Linked DNA regions of Mus musculus: region 2 is linked to region 1. Evidence: chromatin contacts called from ENCODE Hi-C data. All regions are on one chromosome and are shown on one strand. Each heading gives the region's core, a stretch centred on a gene start or an enhancer-like site at or near the end of the contact. The rest is flanking DNA. Distances are from core to core; before and after follow the strand shown.

Region 1 (6,947 bases), core at 3,087-5,586:
CTACCTGATTTCCCTTACTCATTTTACAAATGTCAAGTGGATATGCAAAGAATTTTATTTTTCTTAAATAGTCATTTTATCAGCAGTACAGGTAGATTTTATCTATCTATGATTCCAAAGATGTCATACTTAAATTTCTTTTCTCAGTGATGGCTAAGTAGAGAACAACTAAAACAAGCATGAAAAAGTTAATCCAAAGCATTATTTATTGTAACACTTATGAGAGAAAAAGTGGGTGGCACTAAATTATAATGCTTTATGTACTTGGATTTCTTCAGATTACAAAATTGCACATAATTTTGATATAATATAGCTTGACTCCAGTATGGAAAACAACAGATCTTGAAGAAAAAACAGAGCTCAAAAAGATACAGCCTAGGAGAAATCACAACATAAATAAAAATATAGGTAACCAGAGATACTATCTCTTTTCTCTCACAGAGGACTTGTGTTCATAGCCCAGCACAGGTATTGTAGTTATCAATAGTCTGTAATTCTAGTTCCAAGGACTCTGACTCCTGCTTCTGACTTCTGTGGGCACCAGACATGTATGTGGTACACAGACATGAATGTACACACTAAACATGCATACAAATAAAGTAATTAAAAAAAGATAACTTAAAGAAACTAAACATCTAGTCTTAAAGAACAAGAACATTTCACTGATATCACATCAGGGTCAGGAATTTCTGGCAGAGGACACACCATGTGACAGTGAGTGGAAAATAATCATCTAGAAACTCTTCCCTAAAAGAACACCACTTTCAGATGATGCCCAAATAGAGAACAGCTTTTTATTGAGGCCACTAGATTTTTATTGGATTTAAAGACAGTTTCACAGTAATTCTGAAGCAAAAAATAAATTGGGGAGGTCAGAGTAACATGATTGCATGTAAGAACAATAGTTCTCAGGGCTGAAGAGGACCCAGTTTCAAGTTCTAGCACCTAATGGTGGCTTAAAACTGGCTTAAACTGATCTCTATGTGGCACCAGATACTAGTAAGGTGCACAAACATGCATGCATGCAAAACACTCACATAAAATAAATAAATTTATAAAAATTAAAATGAAATAAATTAAAAGAATAGTTTAAACTCATTATCTTCTATAACATGGAAAGTGTACATTTTGTATGGAGGTATCTGGAATCAGATATTTTGTATCAATTACTTTGAACATAAGCGTTACAAAAGAATATCAAATACATACCATAAACATATTATAACAAGGAAGCACAGAATGAGGGCTTCTCTAATTCACATATTAAATACCCCATGTGCCTGAACTTGCTACTAGTTGACTGTTAGCATTCTATCTAAGCTTCACCCCACAATTACCTTGCTACAGACAGGTAAACTCCACTCCACAGTTACCTGGCAACAGCCAGGTATGCCTAACTCAGTGTAAAAGGGACTGCTTGCCTACTCTTGCTCTCTTGTTCCTCTCTTGCTCTTTCTCTGCTTCCTGTTTCCCATCTCTCCCCATTCCCTTCTCCCATCTCTCTATGGGTTCATGGCCAGCTTCTACTCCCTCTAGTTCTTATCTCCTCTCTCTGTCTGTGTGTCTGTGTGTCTGTGTGTCTGTGTGTCTGTGTGTCTGTGTGTCTGTGTGTCTGTGTGTCTGTCTGTCTGTCTGTCTGTCTGTCTGTCTGTCTGTCTGTCTCTCTCTCTCTCTCTCTCTTTGTGCCTTTCTCTGCCACTACTACCATCTTGACTCCCCTCCCCATGCACTGAAAAAACTCTATTCTATACTAACTTGTCAGGTGACTGGCCCCTCAGGGGGAAGAGATAGCCGGCTAAGGCATCTCCTTCCACCATACCTCACCACACCTCCATAAAACATACACCCCCTTTATCTTTTTATAAATACATCATTGGCTGTTTAATTAGATTATCATCTTTGATCTGTTTACTCATGTCCTCATGTCTTTTACTAATAAGCCAGGTATTTTGATTGTATCCAATATCCATTATTCTATCATAGATATTTACAGCAAATCTCACTCTAAGGAAAAAAAATCATCTAGCAAACACACAAATGTTCTACTCATTTATGCAAGTGTGGTAATTGTTCCAGATATTAGATCTATAAAAATGTAAAACAATGAAGAAATCATAAACATGAACATAAAACATATCTGACTTTGAGGATCTCTTATTTATCTGTGAACTATCAGTTTAATGTATAATTTTATATTAATAATTTGTTATAAAAATTTGTCTTAAGATTACCACATATGATCTTGAATAGAAGAAACGACAATTAAATATTAACATACACTTAAATTTTCATTGTCAAATTAGTTCTCAATTCACAAGGATACAAATAGTTATATTTAATCATCTCTATAGTGATGCTGAATGTGATTACAAATTATAAAACAAATGACTACCTTTATTTATAATATAAGTACATTCAGATGAAGTTCACACATAGTGGTATCAATGCTACTTTATACTTTTAAATAGAATTTCAAATATTTAATATGTAGCGTTACTTTTTGAAAAGTGTTCATTAATAAAACTTTAATTTATACAGAAATATAACTGTCTTTTATAGTAAATTAAGACTAAATCTGTTTAGAATTGTTTTAATTTCATCTATAGCAGGTAGAGAACTAATTAAGAAGCTGAAAATGTTATCATGTATGAGAAGAAATTAAAACTAAGACTTAGTACCTCTTCAAAGAGAAATAGATTAAACATTCATCAGGAGCAAAGGTTTGGGTTGTCAAGACAGCTCAGTTGTTAAGCTCTTGCTGTTCAAACTTGAATTCAATTCCTTGGAATCTATGTAAAAAGCTGAGTCTGATGGCACATGTTTTAGCTCATTGGTTGGAAAGGTAAAAGAATACTTCCATGCCAGAACAATAAAAGTGTGAGCACCACGTCATAAGAGGCCACTCACAAACAACAACAACAACAACAACAACAACAACAACAACAACAACACAAAACAAAGACAACAAAAGCCAAGGTAACAAAATGGAATATATCTGGCTTTCATATGCACCTGCAAACACTCTCTCTCTCTCTCTCTCTTTCTCTTCCTTTTCTTCTTCTTCTTCTTCTTCTTCTTCTTCTTCTTCTTCTTCTTCTTCTTCTTCTTCTTCTTCTTCTTCTTCTTCTTCTTCTTCTTCTTCTTCTTCTTCCTCTTTCTCTTTCTTTCTCCTTCTTCTCCTCTTCCTTTTTCACTTTCTATCTCTTTTTTCTCTTTCTCTCTCTTTCTCTCTCCCTCTCTCTCAAACACACACACAAAGAGACCGAGACAGAGAGAGAGAGAGAGAGAGAGAGAGAGAGAGAGAGAGAGAGAGAGAGAGTCTGTAAGCAAAATAAGAGTGTTGAGTGAGATTTGCTATTTGAAACAAAAGTAAATAAATGAAACATCAATAAGAATAATTACAATACAAAATTTTGGACACTTGATCTCGAATCTGTTTGGTCTTCACACCATAAACAATAGGATTGAGCAAAGGTGGGACAAGTAGGTAAAGGTTGGACAGGAGAATGTGAATGTAAGATGGAACATGGTAGCCAAACCTATGTGTAAAGAAGGAGAAGAAGGCCAGAAGGTAAAACTCCAAGAAGACACAAATATGGGCAATACATGTATTAAAGGCTTTGAGTCTTGCTTCCTTTTGAGGGAGCTTGAAGACCGTTATAAATATTCTAATGTAGGAAAGTGTGATGAAAATTATGTCTAGTCCAAGAATACTGAAGGCCACAAACAGACCATAGATCTTGTTGACATGAACATCTTCTGCTGCCAGCTTCACAATGGCCATGTGCTCACAGTATGAATGGGAAACAACAGTGGTCCAGTAGAATTTCAACCTGCATTTGATGAGAATGAGACATGGAGCTACAAACAGGGCTGCTCTGAGTGTGACTCCTACTCCTATTTGAGTGAGGAGTCGCTGGGTAAAGATGGATGCATGTCTTAGAGGATCACAGATTGCCACATAACGGTCCATTGCCATGGCAAACAAGATGCCTGACTCAATACATTGGAATGTGTGAATCAGCCACATCTGTAAGAGGCAGACATCAAAGTATATGGTTGGAAGGTGAAACCAGAATATTCCTAACATTTTTGGTAAGATGCAAGTACTGATGGCAATGTCTGTTGCTCCAAGCATTGCTAGGAAGAGGTACATGGGTTCATGGAGGCTTCGCTCAACTTTGATGACAACTAGGAGTAGAGAATTCCCCAAAAGTGCAATGATGTACATGATACAGAAAGGAATCCCAATCCAGAACTGCACAGACTCCAAGCCAGGAATCCCAGTCAGAGTCAGCACTGAAGGCCTGAAGATGGTGCTGTTGAGATGGGGCATGCTGCCTCAGCCTGTAGACATATGGCTTCTCAATTAGACTGGCAGCTGGTGCTGAGAATATTCCTTCTGTGTTATGCTCTCACCTAGATTGACACAATCAGAGACTGAATGGGATTTCACATGGCATTTTTCAGATACAGAATTTTACTGACAAGACTGTTTTATGTAGATCCAAGAATCTCTACATATCTTCTCTAGGTGTGATTGTTTTATTTCAGAGTTCAGTTTTTTTTATTAGTGGATATTTCATTTATTTACATTTCAAATGTTATCCTCTTTCCTTGTTTTTTTTCCACAACCCCCCTAGACTATCCCCTTGCCCCTGCTTTTATTAGGGTGCCCACCCACCCATTCCCACTTCACCACTCTGGCATTTCCCCTATACTGGGGCATTGAGCCTTCAAAGGACCAAGGGCCTCCCATTGATCACAGACAAGGCTATTTTCTGCTACATATGTGGCTGGAGCCATTGGTCACTCCATGTGTACTCTTTTATTGGTGGTTTAGTCCCTGGGAGCTCTGGGGTGTCTGGTTGATGATATTGTTGTTCTTATTGGGCTGCAAATCCCTTTAACTCCTTTAATCCTTTCTGTGACTCCTCTATTGGGGTCCTCGGGCTCAACTCATCTCCCTCATATTTATCTCTTTCCATGTCTATCTCATCACAAACATACACAATAAACATACACAAGAGACACACACTCTCCAAATAAAAGCTTATTATGTATATTCCAGAAAGAAGACAAGTCTGTATACTTATGAAAGTATTTAATTGAAAATGAGATTTGGTTGCATGTGATATATATATATGCATATAAGCATTTGTTGTTACATCTTTTTCAAGAAGCAATTCTCCATTTAACAAAGATGTGAGAAAAAGGGCAATGAAATGTATTTTCACTCTTTACTGATACAGTAGTATCAGTAAGCACTGAATAAATAATGAATTATGAAGAAGTTTACTATATCTTAGTATTTCATGACATAGATAGTCTTCTCTTTCTCCTCTCTCTAAAAGTCCTCTTTTCTCCACCTTGATCACCTTCTGCTTTAACATGTTTAAATATATACAAAATGTGTGTGTTATATATGTCTATTCTCAATAATATATGCTTTCTATTAATATGATTGTTATTTTTAGCCTGCAACATTATATATTTTGTCTCAATATGATGAAGTAAATTGTCTTTAAATTCTAGAATAAGACCACGTTGGGTAAAATTTTTTTGTAGAAATGATATCTGAATTTACTAAAGATGAAAGAAGAATTTTGTAATTAAGATTTAACCACTTAAATAAAACTACTATACAAAAATAATCTTAATATTACAGATGTCATTACTATAATCACTCTTACATTCTTTTAGTATTTGGAGAATCTGTTTTTTAATTCTACATTATATCCAGAGTAAAAGATGTATTATTGCTGTCTTGCACTTCTTTTGTAGTTTTCCTAACATATTTGTTTCTTATTTAACTCCCAGATTAAACATCTACTCTTTGAATTCTCTTTGTCTTTAATTATAAGTTAAATTATTAAAAAGTTAGTATTTATCTGTTTTCTTATTGAGGGAATATTTAATGATTATAATCTTTTAGAAACCTCCAAGTTAATTGTAGCGTACTTTCATTTCAATTGGTTAAGTTTTGAAATAATATTTTTTTAAATACAGATCTACATTATTGCCAGTTGTGCACATGCAGAGATAACTGGAGGCTAGGATTAGGAAAAGGAAACGACCAATACCAAAAATGTTAAAAATCTTAGTGTCTTTTAGTATAAGCATTGTGTGCTTTTAATTACCACTTGCTGCTAATATAATGACTAAAAGTGGCTTACATACCTGTATCCATAAATGACTACAATAAAAGATGGGAAAAATACCTTCTAGTCTTAGAAAAAAAAATCAGCATTTCCTGTTAACACTCTGCACATTTAGGTCAAGTTCTATGGACATATTTCCTTCCTTTATATAATGTCTGAGCTGAAATATAATTAGAAGTCACTTCATATGTGCAGGTGCAATTCCCATAGTCTCTTCACATATTACCTTAGTGTTTCTTTTGGAAGTTCAGAGACTCACATGGGAACACAAACATGTTTAATTTCCAACCTCTTTGTATGGGCTCACATATTAATGATATTGTAGCATTTCAGAGGCTACTAAAGAACATGATTCATGTTCAGCATCCAAGCAAGGAGTATAGTGCAATTCTCATGGCACGAATGAGTAACCAACTAATCTTTAATACAAGGTCCAATGTTAATCAATCCCTGTCTTCATACTTATACAGTTCTTGCATCTATGAAGCACTACAGTGGTCCACCAGTACTCTTCTGTTAAATCCTGGTGACTCCTGTAATGTCCATATCAGTTTTAAAGCATAAACTTCAGTCTCAACAATTGATGGACAAAATTGTCTACAGATAACATAAAAAATATCCACAAAGTAATTTTTGTGTTTAAATGCCTCCTAAGATTTAATACATCAACACCAGGAGCAAACTGATCTATTTCTACTACCACAGTGCCTATACATGCAGGAATTCTCAATCTTACTTTACAAAGCTGAGAATGACTTTAACAGCAGCTGTCTAAATATCATAGAG
Region 2 (6,947 bases), core at 3,013-5,512, 470 kb before region 1:
GTGGGGCTTGGTACATACTGGCTTCTAATTTGCATGGGCTTATTTTGCTTTCCATAGAAAGTAACACAGACTTAACATATAAAAATTTATTGCCAGAGACACTTAGACTATGAGAATATTCATCTTTATTTGGCTTAATTAATGACATTCAGTTTATAAAAGCTCTTGGGAGGCACTGTTGTATGGGCATTGAGGATATTATTGAAAATGAACAAAATTGACATGTTTTTGTCCTTACAGAGGTTATAGTCTAGCCTGAAAAAGAAATGTTAAATACGTAATACAAGTATTAAGAATTTTATAGTAGAAGAAATATAGTTTTCTAAGCTAGAGAAATCTGGAAACTGTTTCCAGAGATGTATTCTTTAAGTGCATGGAGTGGACTAGACTTGCCTGAGGTTGCAGTGATGAGAGGAACATAGCTTTGCTGGAAGCACAGGGGCTGGGTGAGTACTTGAAAGGGTGGGGGAGGGATATGTGTTCAGACTCACTAGGAATGGGCAGGTATGAACATATACCTCGCTGTGTTTGAAAAGCCTCTGCTTCCACTTCCTTTTATCAGTTTTGGTGAGTTTTGAGTTGTAATGCTCCAGACTCTGTCTGGCTCTGGAATTGGATTACAGTATGACACTTCAGTCACAGGATGAAGAAAGACATATACAACTTAAAAAAAAAAAGATCTATCTATCTATTTATCTATCTATCTATCTATCTATCTATCTATCTATTTATTTTACATAAGTACACTGTAGCTGCCTTTAGACACTCCAGAAGAGGGAGTCAGATCTCATTAGGGATGGTTGTGAGCCACCACGTGGTTGTTGGAATTTGAACTCAGGACCTTCGGAAGAGCAGTCAGTGCTCTTAACCACTGAGCCATCTCTCCAGCCCTTAAAAAAACTTATTCTTTACATAAGTTACATCCCGAATGCAGTTTCCCCTACCTCTACACCTCCCAGTTTCATACCCTATCTCTCTCCTCTCCACCAAATCCACACCTCCTCCAATTCCTTAAAAAGCAAAGCAAAGCAAAGCAAAGCAAAGCAAAGCAAAGCAAAGCAAAGCAAAGCAAAGCAAAGCAAAGCAAAGCAAAGCAAAGCAAAGCAAAGCAAAGCAGGCCTTCCAGGGATATCAACCAAACATAGCATAACAAATTAAAATAAGACTAGGCACAAATTGTCATATCAAGGCTGGGTGAGGTGACCAAGTAGGAAGAAAATGGTCCCAAGTACAGGCAAGAGTCAGAGGTAGCCTCCAGTGCCACAGTTGGAGTCCTGCAAGAACACCAAGCTAGTAACCATAACATACATGCAGAGGGCCTAACTCAGACCCACACATACTGTCTGTGTTGCTTCAGTCTCTGTGAGGCCCCATGAGCCTGATTAGTTGATTCTGTGTTCTCATGGTGTGTTCTCAACCTCTCTAGCTCATAGAATCTACGAAGAAAGTCTTTTAAAGAAAAGATTCTATATGGTCACAGACATCTACAGTTAATGAATAGATGTCAAAAAATTTGGGGAGATTTTCTTGGAGGATAATAATGAAACAGGAAACGTGGCTGCATGGATGGTACATCACTGGGGACAGTTAGTTCAAATAATTACATGACAAAGGAAGATTCACAAAGGTTGGTTAGGTGGCTGATAGGCAAAGATGCTTGCTTAACAAGCCTGTGACCTGAGTTGGATCCCTGAAACCCATAGAAGGAGAGAACAAACTCCATAAAGTTGCCTTCTGACCTCCACTTGGGTGCAGTGGTCTGCCTACACACAGTAACCACAATTAAATTCTAGGAAATGCCTGTAAGTGATATGACTTACATTTTCATTAAGGAGTGTTCCCTTCAATGGTTTACAGGCCCCTTTTCTCTGTGTAATGGTTACATACTAATTTCCTTAAGATATTTTTAAGTTGCTCTATTGTGTGTGTGTGTGTGTGTGTGTGTGTGTGTGTGTGTGTGTGTGTAGTTTGCAGGAGTCAGTTTCTCCTCCCACTCTTTGGATCCCAGGCATCAAACTTAAGTTACTGATCTTGAAGGCAAGGGCCTTTACCTGCCAATACTTCTCACTGACCTCAAAAGTGCTTTCTCTGATTTCCATTTTGCTAAGCTTTATTTTATCATATTTAAATTTATCCAAAATATGCCTATTTATCCTTTTATTTTATCTGTTCTCCATTATTTTGTGTGTTTCACATGTCAGCAACATATAATTGGATTTTATTTGGAAAACCTTTACTGAGTGTGCAGATTTTAAAATTGAAAATTTGTTCAGACAATGTTGTAGTCGTTAGTGGTATGTTTATTATACTGTTGGCAGGTTTTGCATTTTTTAGTTTGCTATGTGTTCTTTACACTATGCAATCCTCTGCCTATTGCTATTCTGATAATACGTATTTTCTGTTTTCCATAAAATTACCGGCTGTGTAGTGAATTTTGCTTGTGAACATAGAGGTTTTGGAAAAGGCTTGGTGTTTGATTTCGACTATGAGACTTATTGTTCAATTATTGTGTAGTCTTTGGAAGAGAGTGTGTTGCTCTCTGGGTTAGTTTCTACATCTGCAAAATATGGATAATATTATGATGTGTCTTGTAGGTTTTGTTTGTTTCTTAAAGAGAGGGCCTCATATATCCCAGACTGGCCTCAAATTTGCTATTTAGCTCGGGATGAATTTAACTTCTGATCTTCCCTAGTGCTGGGATTACAGGCATGTGGTGGCACCAGGACGTGGGGGGAGGGTGATAAATCTTCTTTCTATAGGCAAAGCAGGCACTATACCATCCAAGCCAGGCCCCAATCTTCTTAGATGACGTTTAGGAAAGTTACAAAAGTGGTTTCATGCTAAGATTTTTCAATTGTCGAATGCTGAAAATTCTCAAAACAAATCTGAGTATTGGGGGGGCGGGGCGGGTATTGCTTCAACTCAGCATTTAGAATAAAAAAATTCTGTGTTCACCCACTAGAGGTCCTTCCAGCATTATATTTAGAAAATACAAAGACTCAGTCTTCTCCAACTCTTAAGCGTTTTCTCCTTCATCCTTAAGGTAGATTGGAGGCTCAGCTTCATATCTACTTCACGAGGCGGCATCAGGCAGTCCTGTCTCAGAGAGCTTGTTTCTGCAGGTTCCAAGGAGGACAGTGACCGAAACTGGGGTGGGTTGGTGTTTTGACAGATCTGGGTTCCGCTTAGGACTGTTCCTTTTACATCTTAAAATCTCTTGTGAATCCTTGCCATTTCACAAGATCTGCATGTACCACCAGGTAAAGGGTGACCCCATGAAAGAATACTGGTCATGGAATCTAGTGATTTGGCTCCTTGGCCAGAGGGATGACTTGAGTTTCTCAAAACAAAACAAAAGAAAAAGAAACAAATCCTTCCCCCCACCTCCCCCAAACAAGGTATAACTGTGTATCCTTGGCTGTCCTGGAACTCTGTAGACCAGACTGGCCTCAAAATTACAGATTATCTGCCTGCCTTCGCCTTCAGAGTGCTGGGGTCAACGGAATGCGCCACCACCATCTGGAGACAAAATTCATTTTTAACGAAGGGTTTCTAAATGAGATAACACATTAGACATGTTGGAGTAAAGTAGGCATCCAAAATTGTTAAATTACTTCATGTTCCCGATAGTGGGACATTCTCTTTAGTGTAATCCTATTCCTGAAGGCAGTTAGAATACTTTTCCCTATACATATCCATGCAGTGATGAATTATATAGACTCAGGGAAAACATGGTCATTTAAATAGGATTAGCATTTTATAAACTGGACAAGTTATTTCTCTTGATTTGGTTTCTATTGAAATGTGGGAATTAACACCAGGGGTCTGATAGCTCTTTGTTAAAGTCATGACCATGACTCTCTTTGGGGTGGAGGGGAATTTGTTTGTTTATTTATTTACTTTGTATGTGAGTGTTTTGCCTGAATGTATATATGTGTATTTATTATGTGTGTGCCTGTTGCCTGCTTAGATCAGGATGTGGGACTGGATTTAGCAGGTGACTGTGAGCCACCATATCCACAAAATAAGTGTCAGAAATCGAACATAAGTCCCCTGGAAGAGAGGCCAGTGCTCTTAACCACTGAGCCATCTCTCCTGCCCATGAGTATTGCTCTTAATGGTAATCGGATTTTCTTTTTCAAATATAGAAAACAGAACTGCTCCCAAAGAGTTTGTGGAGAAAGAGTGAGTGCACAATTGCTCATGCTCACCATACACGCTTGATTTTAGGACAGAAGAACTAATTATTCTTCAGATCTCAATGGTTATGCACAACGTGAGTAGCTACAACACTGGCCCCTTCACTCTCTCGGGCATCCCTGGACTTGAGCAGTACCATGTCTGGATCAGTATCCCTTTCTGCTTTATCTATCTCGTGGCCATCCTGGGCAACAGCATCCTTCTCTACCTTATTGCAGTGGAACACAGTCTTCATTCCCCCATGTTCTTCTTCCTTTCCATGTTGGCCATGACTGACCTCATATTGTCTACCACCTGTGTCCCCAAGACCCTTAGCATCTTTTGGTTTGGTCCTCAGGAAATCAGTTTTCCTGGATGTCTGACTCAGTTATTCTTTTTACACTACAGCTTTGTCTTGGACTCAGCTATCTTATTGGCCATGGCATTTGACCGCTATGTGGCCATCTGTTCACCCTTGAGGTATACCACTATTCTCACACCCAAAACCATTGTCAAAATTGCTGTGGGAATCTCTTTCCGAAGTTTCTGTGTTTTTGTGCCATGTGTTTTCCTTGTGAATCGCCTACCCTTCTGCAGGACACACATCATTGCCCATACCTACTGTGAACACATTGGTGTTGCCCGGCTGGCATGTGCAGATATCTCCATCAACATCTGGTATGGGTTTTGTGTCCCCATCATGACAGTGATTATAGATGTGATCCTCATAGCCATCTCCTACACTCTCATTTTATGTGCTGTTTTTCGCCTTCCCTCCCGAGATGCACGCCAGAAGGCCCTGAGCACCTGCGGTTCCCATGTCTGTGTCATCCTCATGTTCTATATACCAGCCTTCTTCTCCATCCTTGCTCATCGCTTTGGGCGAAATGTCCCCCGCACTTTTCATATTATGTTTGCCAACCTGTATGTAATCATCCCACCTGCACTCAACCCTATTGTCTATGGAGTGAAGACCAAGCAGATCCGGGACAAAGCCATTCTTCTGCTCTTCCCCAAATGATCTCAGTGACTGAAGTCTTGGATCTTGGGCCATTTCATAAAGTATAGTAGGTAAAAGGCTGAACCAGCAACCACTGACCTCCAGGAGACGACACATGGAGCTATTGGGGTTTTGCTTTCTTAGTTATTTTATGCAGAAGCCTCCTCAACCATTTTAGTTTTAGGAAAAGAAGCTCAGAGTTTAGAAGATAAAGGTATTTATCTCGCTTCTGAAAATAAACAACTTATCTTAAGGAGAATCTTTCAATTCTTTTTGGCTGTGCTAAGGTAATAAAGACTCATTGATAACAATGGAAGTTGCTGTTCTGTTTTCACTTAAAATATTTGTGACAAATCAGTTATTTTTTTACACACACCTTAATTCTGTATTTATGCATCATAGTAAGGTAGAAAATTTACTGCTGATCCTATAGATTTCTATATTAAGAAAATTAAATTTGTTCATTTGTGTGTGCATACATGTATATGTGTGTGTGTGTGTATATCAATACGGACACGTGCATGACACAGTTTTCATGTGGAGGCCAGAGGACAACTTGTAGGGAAGGTAGTCCTCTATTTCCACTATGTAGGTTCTGAGGATCAAAGGTAGGTTTTCTACCTTGGGGACAATGACCTTTACTTGCTGAGACATCATGATGTCACAAGTTTCTAGAGTTTGTTTGTTTGTTTTTAAAGATTTATTTATTTATTTAAATGCACGTGAGTACACTGCTGCTCTCTTCAGACACATCAGAAGAGGGAATCAGATCCTATTATAGATAGTTGTGAGCCACCATGTGGTTGGTGAAAATTGAACTCAGGACCTCTGGAAAAGCAGTCAGTTCCCTTAACTGCTGAGCCGTCTCTCCAGCTAAAGTTTCTAGAATTTTAATATGGTTGTTATTATTTATTTCTAAACAACATTAGTTATGTGTCCTGATAACTACCAGGTGCATAGACAATGTTTATCAAGTAATTTCATAGAAAATCTTAATGAAATCATTAATCAGTATTGCAAATGTTTTTCTTAGGAGAGGATTAGAAATACACACACACACACACACACACACACACACACACACACACACATTTTATGTGCCTAGCCATCAAAAATAGTAACAAGGTCTCAAATTAAACAAATTGCTCAATACAATACATGTAATTGAATTTATTGGAGATTTTATTTTAAGACATTTTACTTCATTTGAACTCCTCCAAGACAAAGAAAGAACAGGGCCAACTGCCTGTCAGGGTGCCACTCCTTGATCCTGCTAAAAGAATTCTATTCATGCATAAAATAATAGGTTTTTTGATGTCATTTAACTGGAGGCAAATGCCAGGTGACATATTTTGAAGATGTGAGTTACACATATAGAGTAGGGTATTGAAGCATATGCATATTTTAGTCCAGTGAAAACCATTTAGACATACCAGGACCTTGTTTATATTGGCTGGGGATGTAATGACAAAAGAATAAGAAAGAGCGTTGTTTATTTTATGAAGAGATAGAGAAGTTAAGGAGAAGAATTACAAATGTCCGAGTCTTAAGCCTACCTTGCTATTCATACAAAATAATGACCCAAGGAAAAGTGACTGGTAATATATTTTTTAAAAAAATCTCCATGTTTGACTGACATTTAAATAATTATCCTGTAATATTAGATATGGAAAAAAGACACTTTAAAATGTAGTTATTGGCAATATTGTGTGTCTAATCAGAAGGAGACTAAATTAAAGTAAAAACTGTGCTGGGGAGTTGGCTCAAC

What was found. Hi-C counts contacts between places; a loop is a spot of excess contacts on that map.
Region 2: a loop to region 1 is called in a map of T-helper 17 cell, with 5 times the contacts of the local background. The contact joins the promoter of Olfr649 here to the promoter of Olfr243 in region 1. A Hi-C loop is called at or near these places in 4 of 37 maps with a recorded cell type or tissue (T-helper 1 cell, T-helper 17 cell and v-Abl transformed pro-B cells).

Annotation. Positions count from the first base shown.
Region 1 is chr7:103,713,985-103,720,931 of GRCm38, reverse strand. Olfr243 (olfactory receptor 243) reads right to left here and starts at 4,336. Exons shown (of 1, transcript NM_001025386.1): 1 at 3,386-4,336. The coding sequence starts at 4,336. The coding sequence ends at 3,386.
Region 2 is chr7:104,187,520-104,194,466 of GRCm38, reverse strand. It overlaps Olfr649 (olfactory receptor 649), which reads left to right and starts at 4,262. Exons shown (of 1, transcript NM_147055.1): 1 at 4,262-5,200. The coding sequence starts at 4,262. The coding sequence ends at 5,200.